Linked DNA regions of Homo sapiens: all the other regions are linked to region 1. Evidence: read pairs that join two places in POLR2A ChIA-PET (ENCODE). Cell type or tissue: PC-9. All regions are shown on one strand.

The links. Peaks named below come from ENCODE experiments on the same cell type or tissue, not always from the same donor. Only the 100,000 strongest peaks of a DNase experiment are listed, where the experiment ranks them.
Region 2: POLR2A ChIA-PET joins it to region 1 with 10 read pairs; 17 of 35 experiments call an interaction of 5 or more read pairs at or near these places.
Region 3: POLR2A ChIA-PET joins it to region 1 with 11 read pairs; 21 of 35 experiments call an interaction of 5 or more read pairs at or near these places.

Annotation. Positions count from the first base shown.
Region 1 is chr14:22,822,913-22,827,912 of GRCh38, reverse strand. No RefSeq gene overlaps it. Among named protein-coding and RNA genes, the nearest start is that of MRPL52, 4.5 kb to the left of the region's middle. RefSeq lists an enhancer at 2,725-3,621 and a silencer at 4,743-4,972. In PC-9, no CTCF peak of the experiment used is centred here; a DNase peak (open chromatin) is centred at 2,852; H3K27ac peaks cover 921 bases.
Region 2 is chr14:22,592,111-22,597,110 of GRCh38, reverse strand. No RefSeq gene overlaps it. Among named protein-coding and RNA genes, the nearest start is that of ABHD4, 3.7 kb to the left of the region's middle. In PC-9, no CTCF peak of the experiment used is centred here; a DNase peak (open chromatin) is centred at 2,810.
Region 3 is chr14:22,892,541-22,897,540 of GRCh38, reverse strand. RBM23 (RNA binding motif protein 23) reads left to right here. Exons shown (of 14, transcript NM_001077351.2): 14 at 1-4,337. Among named protein-coding and RNA genes, the nearest start is that of REM2, 12 kb to the right of the region's middle. In PC-9, no CTCF peak of the experiment used is centred here; no DNase peak of the experiment used is centred here.

The DNA of each region.
Region 1 (5,000 bases):
GCGGGTGGATCACTTGAGGTCAGGAGTTTGAGACCAGCCTGGCCAACATGGTGAAACCCCATCTCTACTAAAAATACAAAATTAGCCGGTCGTGGTGGCATGCACTTGTAATCCCAACTACTCGGGTGGCTGGAGAATAACTTGAACCTAGGAGGCGGAGATTGCAGTGAGCCAAGATCGTGCCACTGCCCTCCAGCCTGGGCAACAGAGCGAGACTCCGTCTCAAAAAAATAAAAGAAATCTCCTATCGGTGCTTGGTACCAGCATGAGCTAACTTTATGGCTCAAACAAGTAGGACAATTTGCTGAGGTCTGAGAGCATCCCCTCCAGAGAATCCCTGATCTTCCAAAATTTGGTCGAGATCTAAAGTTTATTTTGTACAACTGTTTTTTTTTTTTTTTTTGGAGTTTTACTTGCTTCCTACATTTTCCTGCTTCCATGAGTTTGAACTCACTTCCAATAGGGAAGATGAGTTTTTTTTTTTTCCTGCTTCTAGGCTGGTAGAGAACAGTCTACAGCCTGAGACCCATCACTAGGTAAGAAACTGGTTTGGGATTTTGTCTTGCAAATTCCTTTTAAACGACTAAAGTTAGCATTTAACAGCCAGCAGGTGTTAATTTCTGCTTACACTTAGAGCACTCAGAAACTGTATAATTAGTGTGATCATCGTTAGTTTAGTAGCATTTTGTCATAGCTGAAATATGGTAATGAGATTTAAAAATATATTTTTTTCTTTTGTTAAGGAGCTCAATAGTTAAAAGTCAGCTTAATTAAAAGGCTAATATCCAAGATGCGTGTGTCTGTGGATACATGTGTGCATGTTTGTATTTAAAAGGCCCTCATTAGGCTGGGCGCGGTGGCTCACGCTTGTAATCCCAGCACTTTGGGAGGCCGAGGCGGGTGGATCATGAGGTCAGGAGTTTGAAACCCGCCTGGCCAACATCGTCAAACCCCGTCTAAACCCCAAACTAAAAATTCAAAATTAGCTGGGTGTGGTGGTGCATGTCTGTAATCCCAGCTACTCGGGAGGCTGAGGCAGGACAATCACTTGAACCCCGGAGGCAAAGGTTGTGGTGAGCCGAGATCGCGCCATTGCACACAAGAGTGAAACTCACACACACACACACACACACACACACACACACAGAAAAGATGAGAAACTGGCCAGGTACTGTGGCTCATGGCCTGTAATCCCAGCACTTTGGGAGGCTGAGGTTGGAGGATCACTTGAGCCCAGGAGTTTGAGACTAGCCTGGGCAACAGTCAGACCTTGCCTCTACTAAAATTTAATTTTTGTGTGTGTGTGTGTTTTGCCAGGCATAGTGGCATGCACCTGTGGTCCTAGCTACTTGGGATGTTGAGGTCAGTGAGGTGAGAGGATTGCTTGAGCCTAGGAGTTTGAGGTCATCCTGGACAGTATGGTGAGACCCTGTCTCTACAAAAAATACAAAAAATTGGCTGGGCGGTGTGGCTCATGCCTGTAATCCCAGCACTTTGGGAGGCTGAGGCAGGTGGATAACCTAGGTCAGGATTCGAGACCAGCCTGGCCAACATGGCGAAACCCTGTGTCTACTAAAAATACAAAAATTAGCTGGATGTGGTGGCCATGTGCCGGTAATCCCAGCTACTTGGGAGGCTGAGGCAGGAGAATCACTTGAACGTGGGAGGTGGAGGTTGTAATAAGCCGAGATCGCGCTATTGCACTCCAGCCTGGACAACAAGAGTGAAACTCCATCTCGGAAAAACAAAAAACAAAAAGCAAAACAAAAAATTAGCCAGGTATGGTGGCGTGTGCCTGTAGTCCCAGCTATGTGGGAGGCTGAGGTGGGAGGATCACCTGAGCCTGGGGAGGTCAAGGCTGCAGTGAGTTGTAATCACACCACTGTCCTCTAGCCTAGGTGACAGAGCAAGATACTGTCACAAACAAACAAAAAAAAACATCTGGGGTGGAGTGGGGCATATGCATTTAGGTGAACAAATAATGTGTATAATATGAACACGGCATGCAAAAGTGGACAAGTACAATTATTTAACAGATGTGGGAGTCAAGGAGCCAGAGCCGGAGGACTTTGGGAGCAGGATGGGAATTGTCATTGGAACTAGGAAATCTGGGAAGAGAAGCGTCTTTAGAAGCGCCATGGCTCACGCCTGTAATCCCAGCACTTTGGGAGGCCGAGGAAGGTGGATCATAAGGTCAGGAGTTCAAGACCAGCCTGGCCAAAATGGTGAAACCTCATCTCTACTAAAAATACAAAAACTAGTCAGGTGCGGTGGTGGACACCTGTAGTCCCAGCTACTCGGGAGGCTGAGGCAGGAGAATCACTTGAACCCAGGAGGCAGAGGTTGCAGTGAGCCAAGATTGTGCCACTGCACTCCATCCTGGGCCACAGAGCGAGGCTCCGTCTCAAAAAAAAAAAAAAAAAAAAAAAGAAGAAGAAGAAGGAAGACAAGTTCAGCCCATATATATATATATATATATTTTTTTTTTTTTTTTTTTTTTTTTTTTGTAGAGATGGGGTCTTGCTATGTTTCCTAGGCTGGTCTTGAATTCCTAGGCTCAAGCAATCTTCCTGTCTGGGCCTCCCTAAATTTAACCTTTGATGTGGTTAGTGTGATACAGCAGGGGGACAATCCATGGGTTGTAAATACCAGAAAAGGGCTCCTCACCCAAACAGCTACCTCTCATCTCAGCCTACCTGGACACAGAGATAGATAGATAGAGAGAGAGAGAGAGACAGACAGAACCCCAGAGCGCTGACAACTAACATCATCAGCATTCTCAGGGACCTCATGGAACTCTGTTGGAGGGAGGGGTCTGGCACCTGGACAGCACTCCTCTATGACTTCATCTGCCTCAGAAGCCACAGGAAAGCAGCTTCGTCATCCTAAACTGAATGTCTTTTAACCTCTGGACTTCAACTGGCAAAGACTGGAGTTAAGAATAATGTGAAGCATCAGGCATCTGTGCTTCCTGTGTTTCCTCTCTTAAACTGCTTTGCTTTTCAAGGGCATCATGCCCTGTATTTGGCTTTAACATTTTGTTATCCCAGCCTAGGCAGCACAGCAAGACTTTGTCTCTCTCTCTTTTTTTTCTTTTGAGACAGAGTCTCACTCCATCGCCCAGGCTAGAGTGCAGCTGCGTGATCGCGGCTCACTGCAACCCCCGCTTCCTGGGTTCAAACGATTCTCATGCCTCAGCCTCCCGAGTAGCTGGGATTACAGGCACATGCCACCATGCCCAGCTAATTTTTGTAGTTTTTAGAGACAGCCAAGACTCTGTTTCTTAAAAAAAAAAAAAAACCAAAACCCCCCCCCAAAAACAAAACAAAACAAACAACAACAACAACAAAAACCGGGCGCAGTGGCTCACGCCTGTAATCTCCACACTTTGGGAGGCCAAGGCGGGCGGATCACGAGGTCAGGAGATTGAGACCATCCTGGCCAGTATGGTGAAACCGCGTCTCTACTAAAAATACGAAAATTAGCTGGGCTTGGTGGCGCGTGCCTGTAATCCCAGCTACTGGGGACGCTGAGGCAGGAGAATCCCTTGAACCAGGGCGTCGGAGGTTGCAGTGAGCCGGGATGGTGCCATTGCACTCCAGCCGGGCGACAGAGCGAGACTGCATCTAAAAAAAAAAAAAAAAGCTGGGTACCCACCTGTAGGCACCCACCACCAAGTCCCAGTTACTTGGGAGGCTGAAGCTGGAGGATTGCTTTAGCCCAGAAGGTCAAGGGTGTAGTGAGCTCATGTTTTGTCTAATATGTTTATCCAAATAGCCTCCTTCTGTTCTGTAAGTTTGTATTTATACAGTTACTTTTTTTTTTTTTTTGAGACAGAGTCTCGCTCTGTCACCCAGGCTGGAGTGCGGTGGTGCGATCTCGGCTCACTGCAAGCTCCGCCTCCCGGGTTTACGCCATTCTCCTCCCTCAGCCTCCCGAGTAGCTGGGACTACAGGCGCCTGCCACCACGCCCGGCTAATTTTTTTTTGTATTTTTAGTAGAGACTGGGTTTCACCGTGTTAGCCAGGATGGTCTTGATCTCCTGACCTCATGATCCGCCCGCCTTGGCGTCCCGAAGTGCTGGGATTACAGGCGTGAGCCGCCGCGCCCGGCCCCTACAGTTACTTTTGTACAAGTGCTTTGCTCTGGGAAATTAGGTGCCTTGTAATTGTTGTGATTGATAATGACATTGGAGAAGGAACATAAGACGAAGGAAGCTGACTCTGGGTAGGCAATTCTACTTCATTTTGCAATCTCTTTTCCTTTTTGCATGCCTGTGAGAACATTCTAAGATTGAAGAAGTTGTGGAGAGAAGAGTGAACTGTTTGGGAATTCTTTCATTATCTCCCTTTTTAGGACAGTACAAAGAACAAATCACTGTCACCTCATGCAAGAAATGTGAGAACTGTGGCTACAAATTACTCAATACACTACTTTGCATATTATTTCCTTACTATTTACATAATTTATTGCGACATATTCTGCTTCTTTTCCCAGAGCTGTCAAATCTCTGCTATATCAGTACTGGCTAAATTAGGTGTTAAATGATTGAGCTTCAAGATGGGCAAATCATGACTTCGGACTACATTCCTCCTTGCCTGGCGGCTGGGAAATTCCGTAAGCTCTGTGTGTTTCTATCAGACTGCTCTTGAAGGCGGTGGCTCTCTGTGGATCTCCGCAGAGCGCCAACGTTGGCTTAAAAAACCCCAAAGCTAGATTATCCAAAAGGTATATAAAAGGTAGTTATATTATTTACAAGCCATCTTTTAGCCTTAAAACGTGATGAAGCATTTCCAGTTGCCTTTTCTTGAACTAATTCAGCAACTCCCTTTTTTGTTAGGTCCGCGCTGCTGCTAAGACTTCAGATGAAAGACGCTCCGGGGACTCCGGTATCCTGGGCCCCCTCGGCCCGGACATTTTTGATTAAGCGCTGCCTCCTGGCGGCGGCTTTGCTGCCCGACGCCTTCCCAGCTTAGTGGAGCCCACTTTCTTTGGTTTGG
Region 2 (5,000 bases), 230 kb after region 1:
AGTGAGCCAAAATTGTGACACTGCACTCCAGCCTGAGAGACAGAGTGAGACTCCATCTCAAAAACCAAAAACAAACAAGCAAACAAACAAAAAAAACCAGACTGGGGAGTGGTGGAGGATGGGTGAGAGAATGCTGGTGCACAGGGGTTTATCAAAGCATTTTTCTTTAGCCTTCCTGCAGGACCCAGATGATTCTGAGATTTCTTCTTTGTAGCAACACAGTGTTAAGCTGATCATTATAAAGACTTAACGTTTAGGAGAACCAGCATTTATAGAGTTTAGGGGCTTAGGAATTTGCCAGATGTGGTACAAAGTAGTTCAACTAGCAGAGGACTTGTCTCTTTCATGCAACCTTTTTTTTTTTGAGACTGATTCTCACTGTCACCTAAGCTGGAATGCAGTGTCATGATCATGGCTCACTGCAGCCTTGAACTCCTGGGCTCAAGGGGTCCTCTTGCCTCAGTCTTCTAAGTAGCTAGGACTACATGTGCCCAGCTAATTTTTTTTTTAGTTTTTGTAAAGATGGGGTCTTGTTATTTTGCCCAGGCTGGTCTCAAACTCCTTGGCTCAAGCTATCTTTCTGCCTTGGGGTCTCAAAGTGCTGGGATTACAGGGGTGAGCCAACAAACTTGGCTTCGTTCAATCTTTCAACAAAGCACAGTGGTTCTAAACTTCAGTATGCATAGAATCATCTGGTGGATTTATTAGAAATTCAGATTTCTGGGCTGGGCATGGTGGCTCACGCCTGTAATCCCATCACTTTGGGAGGCCGAGGCAGATGGATCACGAGGTCAAGAGTTTGAGACCAGCCTGGCCAACATGGTGAAACCCCATCTCTACTAAGAATACAAAAATTAGCCAGGTGTGGTGGCGCGTGCCTGTAATCCCAGCTACTCAGGAGGCTGAGGCAGGAGAATTGCTTGAACACGGGAGGAGGAGGTTGCAGTGAGTTGAGATCGTGCCATTGCACTCCAGCCTGGGGGACAAAGCAAGACTCCATCTTGGAAAAAAAAATTCAGATTTCTAGCACCTACCCTCTGAGATTCAGATTCAGCTGGTTTGGCTTGATGCTAGAAAGCCGCATTTTTAGGAAGCACCGCAGATACTGGTGCTCCACGAGACTCACTGGTTGGTTAGAAGTATAGATTCTGGAGTCATGAAGCCTGGTTAAGTTCAGTATTTGCTTTGCCACTTATCCACTGTAAATCCTTGGCCAAGTTATTTAGCATCTCTTAATTTCTTCCTCTGGCTTGTATCTTGTGAGAACTAACCAAGATAATTCAAATAAACATGTGGTACACTTATTTGTGATACGAATATTACTTATTTTTGTTGTTGCTGTTATTCAATGCCAAGAATTATGTTGAGCACTAAAAATACAATTATCCAGCCTGGGCATCATAGCAAGACTCTATCTCTACAAAAATGAAAAAAATTAGCTGGGCATGGCAATGCACACCAAAAGTAACAGCTACTCCGAAGGGTGAGGCAGGAGGATCACTTGAGTCTAGGAGTCAGAGGTTAGAGTGAGCTATAATCCCACCACTGCACTCCAGCCTAGGTGAGAGTCAGACTCTGTCTCTAAAAAAAGAAAAAATAAATAAAAGCAATTATCAAAAGGAAATAAACAACCTGCTCTAGTGGTAAACACAGACTTTCTATCTGTTGCTACCCTAGGCTGTTCTTGGCTTTGCAGAGCTGATAACTTTGTATTCAGAGCTCAGCTCAAACTTCCCCTCATCTGAGGCATTTCTTGACCACAGGATCTAAAGAGAGCCCCCCATCACTCTGTCACATTACCCTATTTTTATTTTCTTCATAACACATAACATTATCTGAAATTATCTTGCATTGTTTTTACTCATTTATTATCAGTTTCCTTCCACTAGAGAATAAATTTCCTGGGGGACCCTCTCTGTCTTGTTATCTGCTGTGCTCCCAACACCTAGAACAAAGTGTGGCAGAGTAGGCACTCAATATTTGTTGGGTAAATGAAGAAAAGTCTAGTGAAGAGGCAGAAGCATAAACAATTACCTATGAAACAATATACTAAGTGTCAAAGGCTTTGGGAGCTACATTCTAAATTGTACCAAATAGAAAATTCCATACTGTATCACTCCCAGACAGGACAATAAAATCTCCCACTTTTCTGAAAACCTGTAAGTTGTGAGATTTTTTTAGGCAAGGACGACTACACATGAACTGGTATTAGATCTCTCTAGACCATTTCTCAGGAGTGCAGAGAAGTGTTTGTATTTTGTTTTCATGTGCGAAATCAGCTTTAAAGTAGAGGTTTCTTGGAAGTAGGAAACTTGAATGGATGGAAAATGCCTTTAATAACCAAAGTTACCACAGTTTTTAAGGTATCCCCAGTGCTGATGTATCTCAGGATCAGGACGGATCTGCTAGAATTACACAGAGTAAAGAGGACTCTCGGAGCCTACTCTAAGGCAGGCCTCTGGGGAGAAAATGTAAGTTATTTTTTTTCTCCTTATCATCAGGACAAAGCACACCATGAGCAAGTATGAGACTCCAACAAGTGTGGATGGAAATTAATTTGACAAATCTGAAACCATCTTTGCAAAATTATGACTGAGACAGTGAAAGAGATCTAACTTAACTGACTCCATCTCGCTTCTAACCAGGTTGTCCTTGTTCATTCCTGGGCATAGGCTGAACTAACTTTGGGAGAAACTTAGTTTATAGTTTGTGGTTTGTGACAGATAACAGCCCTTTCCCGGGGCTGACTTCCTTGTTGCCTGGAGACTAGATTGCCTTTGTAACACTAACATTAGCCATAAGATTGGAAATTATGGTTTGGGAGTCATGCAGCTGGAGGCTACAAGATTCTGACCCTCCCTAGACTGCTCCTAAGATCAGTGCTTGAGATATTTGGTGACCCCTGCACTTGATGGATCAGCTGGTACCACTCAGATTGATGAACTGGCTCATCTGATCTTGCAGCGCCCCCCACCCAGGAACTCAGGGCAAGAAGACAGCTTGGACTCCTTATTATTTCTTCCCCGACCATCAGGACTCGTGGCTCACTGGCTTCCCCAACCAAGTTGTCCTTAAAAACTCTGATCCCCGAATGCTTGGGGAGACTGATTTGAGTAATAATAAAATTCCGTTCTCCTGCACAGCTGGCTGTGTATGAATTACTCTTTCTCCATTCTAATTGCCCAGTCTTGATGAACCAGCTCTGTCTAGGCAGCGGGCAAGGTGAACTCCTTGGGAGGTTACAAACCCTCTTTCTATGACTGTAAGTCATCACTGAGTATTCCAAAAGTAGGTGGAGCTGATAAACTGATAGCTCAGGCCTGGCAGCTATAGATTATTCTTGTTTCAAATGGGTATCACTGCCATTTGAATAAACTGTGAACAAGGTATATCTCTTTGACTGAACATAGAAATGAGTGGAATAGCTCATAAGTTGTTCTGTCCAATGACAGCCACTAGCCACAAGTGGCTACTTAGATTTAAATAAAAGCCAAATAAAATTTCCTTAGTCACACTGTAACCAAGTATCCCCATTTTTCTAAGAGATAGTTTAATGATTTTTAAAAAATCTCTCTTCTTTTCCCCCTTCTCCTCACTTCCTCCTTAGCTCTTTAGAAATGCAATTGTAGCCTTTTACCTCCTCTTTATCAGACACTCCCTATGGGGCAGGTTCATCTAACTATGTGCTTAGAAGCTCCAGAGAGGAACTCTCACCCACCGGGAGGTTGCCTTGAGAGACAACAGCCTATCTACAACCCAAAGTATGCCTGCTACAAAGCTTTCTCTTACCTGGAGAGTTTTGGCCACTTTTACAACCCAGTCCTGCCCACAAAAGGCACCAGCAGTCACTGTCCAGTAGATAAGGCACTGAAGGTAGTATGCAGACCCCCCAACCACTCGCTTCCTCCCCTCGTGCCATTCATGCCAGCATTCCATGCCCCATTTCAAAAGCACCCTCTTTCTGCTCCAAAAGTGAAATGGTACCCTTAAGGCAGAAAACCTGTACTTCCTCCCCTAAGGTAGCTTTGGAATAAAATATCATTTTCTTTATACCAGATCTCACTCTTGTTAAGTGGACTCTGCAAGCAGCGAGAGAGTGAACCTGCATTTGGGTTACAACACTAACTAGTTTAAGTGCTCAATAGCCACATATGTCTAGCAGTTACTATACTGGGCAGTGCAGAGACATTATCACAGAAAATTCTATTGCACACTGTTGCTCAGGCACTGATGATTTCAGCCCCATGTTGTGGTGAGTGATCTGCTCTTGGAAAGGACAATATAGTGGACTCACTTTCGGGTGCCAGCAAGGGGGCAAAACTGAGGCTTTTTTGAGACTCCCAAACAGCTAGGAGGGAGGGAAACCAGACAAAGGAGCTGAAAAGTTGTTCCACTTCATCAGAAACTGAAAGGATGAAGGGATATGGGTTCACTGAAGATATTTACTGCTTTACTAGGACTTGATCAGAAACTTGATACTTTAAAAATTTGACTTTGTGCTGTTTGCAACTTGATTCTCCTTAAATTTTTATTTCTGAAAATAATAACCTATTTTATCTGTTCTATTAGGAAACAAGGAGAGGGGGTTTTGGTCACACTGGGGCCAAAGTTTAGAAGGTAGAGATTATATATGCAATAGCAGTTAACAGAAGCAAAGAGGGGAATCTTAAGGCAAACGTGACAATGCAAGGGAAAGGAAATGGAAAAGACATTCTTTTCCATGCGGAGATTTCCTTTAGAAGAGTTATTGTCTACTCAAACTTTGGAGGATTTGTGTTTCTTTTGGTAAATAATGTGATTTCTTTTTGTAGAGGATGTATGATGTAAAATCATGGACTTTGCCCTTAAGGGAACCCTCTTGCTCCTCCACTCTTCCATTGTTTTATGTAATGAAACCCCTAAAGTATACTCTGACTTCAGTTTCAGCTTATAAATTAGATCTGCCCTTTAAGAGCCATTTGAGTTGCAGTCCCTCCAGTGCTATCTTTTGCATACCCAAA
Region 3 (5,000 bases), 70 kb before region 1:
GCCAGCCTCAGACCTTATCTTGAAGCAGCTTGAGGCCAGACCTACTGTAGGCTCAGCATCTTGCTAGGAGGCATGGGAGTGATCTAACCTGCCAGCTATCTCTCTTCCTTTCCTCCTTCTGCTGATCAAAGTCCTGTCCTTTAAGACCCTGAAGCTTTCCTAGGTGGAGTTGATCTCTCTTTTCAGTATTCTTTGTCCTCTTGTGGGTCATCTTACTCTACTTTTATTTAGTAAATAAAATAATTGCAATAAAAATTATTTTATTGAAAACTCCATTACTTGATGGTTACAGCCTGATGAGGCCAGACTTGGATGTCTTTCTCATGATTGCTTTGCCTTGCACATATTAAATGTCTGTAGAATTGAATGAATGCTGTTCATTAAAGTGTTAAAGTCAGCACCAGGCTTTCCAAAGGCTGCCCCTTCTAGGCTGCTTTTCCCAGCAGCCTCATCCATTCCTTCCTCACTCCACCAGGAGAGAAGATGCAGCTTTACTCTTTCTGATGTTACCATGGTAGCCTGTGATACTTTCTTTCTAAAGTGCTGCTTGCCATCCACCAGAGACTGATGTTTCCATGGCAACCAGGTGAAGGCAATAGTCACGAGCTGGATGCAGGAAAGGAATTCCGGTCTGAGAAGCTGCATATCTGAATCTTCTAGCTTCAGACATCCTTTCCCCTCTCTCATAACTTTTGCGCTTTATATCCAGGACTGGTTTGCTCTCTGGTGTGCCCTTGGTTGAGAGAGCTCTGTGAAAGTGAGGTGAAGCAGACCAACCAACTTAGATCACGTGGGAAGGTGGGTGCAAGGAAAGAGCTGAGCAAAGATCACTTCAAAAAGTTGGATGAAGTCTATTAGTTGTTCAGATGATCTGCTCTCAAGAGCCCTTAAGGAGTTGGCTGGAGTTTCTGGAGAGCCATTAAGCAGTTATTTTTGAGAGCAATGGGTAGATGGATGAGGTGCCTGAAGACTGGAAAGCAGCCAGTCAGTGCCGGATTGTAGAAAGGAGAAACAATGACCTTGGAAATCGGAGACCCGTCAAACTTGCCAATGTTCCAGAAAGGATGGGAGTTTCAGTCAGCTTTCAGGCATCAGGAAGCCTACTTGCTTAGAATTAGTGGTGCTAAGAATTCGCCTCCTCAACTCCTGAGCATAAGCAAGCTAGGGGACCTCCACCCTGTAGCCGAGTGTCACACTCTGGAACCACACAGCATGGTTCAGATCCCTCTTCCCTCACAAACTAGCTGAATAAGCTTGGGTAGGTTACTTCACTTCTCTCACACTTCATCTGTAAAAAGGAAATGATAACACCTATCTCATAGGGATGTTGTGAGAATTCATTGAGAAAGGTTTGGAACTTGGCTCATTACTGTCCTCAGTATTTTCACTCCTCTGGATGCCTACTCACTTGATTTTCTAGCTGACTTCATTCTCCCCAACTTTAGAGCTCAAGGTTTATGGGGAAAAGCAAGGGCAGTGCAATGGTGAAAATAAATCTTCATTTTTAAATAAATAAATTGTTCCTGCACTGAAGCCCCAAGCTTACAAGGTCTTGGGTCACACACAACCTGCCTAGTTTTCAGGAAAACAGATCCCACTAGCCCAATCTCTTTATGCTTGAGGCTCTGTCCACATAGTTAGATTTTAACCAGATGGTTTCGAAAAATCAAAATGAGCCCCCCTCACAGGTACCTTCAAGGTACCTAACACCATTAGCTTTGTCTGGCAGGGGAAAAATACCAGGGCACTCAGTTTTGTTTTGTTTTGAGACAGGGTCTGGCTCTGTTGCCCATGCTGGAGTACAGTGGTGCCATCACAGCTCACTGCAGTCTCAACCTCCTGAGCTCAAATGATCCTCTTGATTAGCTGGAACTACAGGTATGTGCCACTATGCCCAGCTAAGTTTTGTATTTTTTGTAGAGATGGGGTCTTGCTATGTTGCCCAGGTGGTCTTGAACTCCTGGGCTTAAGTGATCCTCCCTCCTTAGCCTCCCAAAGTGCTAGGATTATAGGTGTGAGCCACCACAACTGCCTGAGAGCACCCTCTGTTACCACCCTTTCCTTAGCGTCTCAGCCTCCCCCAAGCACCTGTCTTTGTTGGTCTCCAGAGCCTAGCCCTACACTGGCATTTTCCTTTCTGAATAAGTATTTTTTTTATTTATTTATTTTTATTTTTTCTTTGAGATGGAGTTTCGCTTTTGTTGCCCAGGCTGGAGTGCAATGGTGCGATCTCGGCTCACCGCAACCTCTGCTTCCTGGGTTCAAGTGATTCTCCTGCCTCAGCCTCCTGAGTAGCTGGGATTACAGGCGTGCGCCACCACTCCCAGCTAATTTTGTATTTTTAGTGGAGACAGGGTTTCTCCATGTTGGTCAGGCTGGTCTCGAACTCCTGACCTCAGGTGATCCACCCGCCTTGGCCTCCCAAAGTGCTGGGATTACAGTCCTGAGCCACTGCACTGGGCCTTATTTATTTATTTTTAATTAATTAATTAATTTTTTTTGAGATGGAGTCTTGCTTTGTCGCCCAGGCTGGAGTGCAGTGGCGCAATCTCGGGTCACTGCAAGCTCTGCCTCCCAGGTTCATGCCATTCTCCTGCCTCAGCCTCCCAAGTAGCTGGGACTACAGGCACCTGCCACTATGCCCGGCTAATTTTTTGTATTTTTTAGTAGAGATGGGGTTTCACTGTTTTAGCCAGGATGGTTTCGATCTCCTGACCTAGTGATCCGCTCGCCTCGGCCTCCCAGAGTGCTGGGATTACAGGCGTGAGCCACTGCGCCCGGCTGGGCCTTATTTATGTATTTTTCTGAGACAGAGTCTCATGCTATCACCCAGGCTGGAGTGCAGTGGCATGATCTCTGCTCACTGCGATCTCTGCTCACTTCAACCTCTGCTTCCCGGGTTCAAGTGATTCTCCCACCTCAGCCTCCCGAGTAGCTGGAATTACAGGCACCCACCACCATGCCTGGCTAATTTTTGTAATTTTTTTTAGTAGAAATAGGGTTTCACCATGTTGGCCAGGCTGGTCTCTCTCTTGACCTCAAGTGATCCACCCACCTCGGCCTCCCAAAGTGCTGGGATTACAGGCGTGAGCCAATTGCCCGACCTGAGTAAGTATTTTAAATCAGCACAGGTCCTCTGCTTAAAGTCAAGTTGTAATTTGAACACAAAAATGGAAAATCATGCAGTAAAATACCATCGTGGAGCTTCAATTGCCAATCTGTCCCCCAACCTTCCATCAGATGACAAAACCCAAAAAAGTGTTACCCGTGAGTCCTATGGAAGGCACGTTGGACTTTGTAGACCATAACTTAAATTTTTATCTCCAAATGGTGCTGTGCTTTGAGAGTTTAGCAAGCTGCTTTGATGCCTAAATAAAGGGCCAGGACATAGGTTGCAAAAGGCATTACTACTTCCACCGCTTCTCTGTATAATGCTTGAGAAATTACAAAGATCTTTGCTCTTTTATTTAGTCCTCATGACTTCGCTATAAGGTAGGTATTCTTCATTTTAGAGTTGGGATAGCATAGCTGAGTTCAGCAAACCAGACAGGTTAAGAGTGACTTCATCCACAGACCCCCATCCAGGAAACATCCTGAGCACTAATTGAAAAGCATTCAAGGGCTTACTGAATTTGCATTCACATCTGGAGTTTTCAAGGCCACTAAGCTGTGGAAACTTGACATCAATATTCAAATAGATGAAAAGGGACCTTAAGCATATCCATCAGGGAGTCACCGAGATGATAAAGGCCTGAGAAGCAGTATGCTCTTGTCCGGCATTTGTGTCCTTTGACGACTGCACCATCCACCCAAATTTTGCTGCCTTCTTTATAGGAAGGGCCTTTTCCTCATGTGGTGGGCTGCCCACTGTTTCTTCTCTGTGCATTTGCTCATGTAGTTTGACCACAAGGAATGCTTTTCCTTCTTTCTCTCAACTATCTATAGCCTACATATCCTTTAAGGCCCAGTTTCTAAAATATGTCTTCCAAATTTACTGTTTCTTCCATTCAGAATTCCTGGAGCACATGAGGTAGCCCCCAGTTAGATAGAATGTGGTATTGTTTGCTGCTATTTTGCCTGTTTTGTGCTGTATCACCTCATCCATCTCCCCAGCTTAATTGCAAGCTATTTGACGGGCAGAAATTGTGTCTTATTTGTATTTGTTTTCCCCATTGGGCCCGGCACACTGATTGGCATATTGCAGATGTTTAGTACTTGAGAGAAACAAAATGTCTTCTAGCATTTGTGGATGAAAGATTAAAATGTCCAGGAAAATTTACTTAGATTGATGTGGATTGAAACTATATTAGATTAATAAAAAGATGTGTGTGTGTGAACTTCCTGGGAGTGAGGGTTTAACCCAGAGGACTTCCACGTATGACCCCGGCAGTCTTTCAGAAGAGAAGAGCCCCTGTTCCAGTCTCTCTAGAGGGCTCAGATGCAGCACGGCCTAAAAGCTCATCTGTAGGCAGAGGCCCAGAGTGGAAAAATTTCCAGATGCAGGACTCCCCCGTTCCTCTGACCCTCAGGGGAGAGCACACAAAGTCTATGCTCTGGGCCAATGAGGCGGTCTTGTGGGCAAAGGGGAGTGGGAGTAGCAGGGGCTGGGCAGGGGCTGGTAAGGGAACACGGACTCCAAGACAAAATTGCAGTGGTTAAGAGATGCATGAGGACAGAAAGGACCTTACCTGGCATGGCAGCTCAGGTCCCAGTGCCCTCTGCTGACCTCTCACCCCAGCCAAGATCAATGGCTCTACTTTGCCTTGAGAGAGAAAGAGAGAATGGCCTGGCTCTCAGAGAAGGCCTCACCTCTCCCAAGTCTGGCGGGAGCCTGGCTTCAGCTTCCGTCTGTTCTGAGCTATTCCCTGTAGGCGTCTGGAGGGAACACACAGATGGGTCGGGCTGATGGGACTGGCTGAGTTGGGGGAGGGAGGCTCATGGTGTGTGGCTCCCCTCGTGGGGGAGGTCTTGCCATCATGGTCTTCCATACACGAAAGACA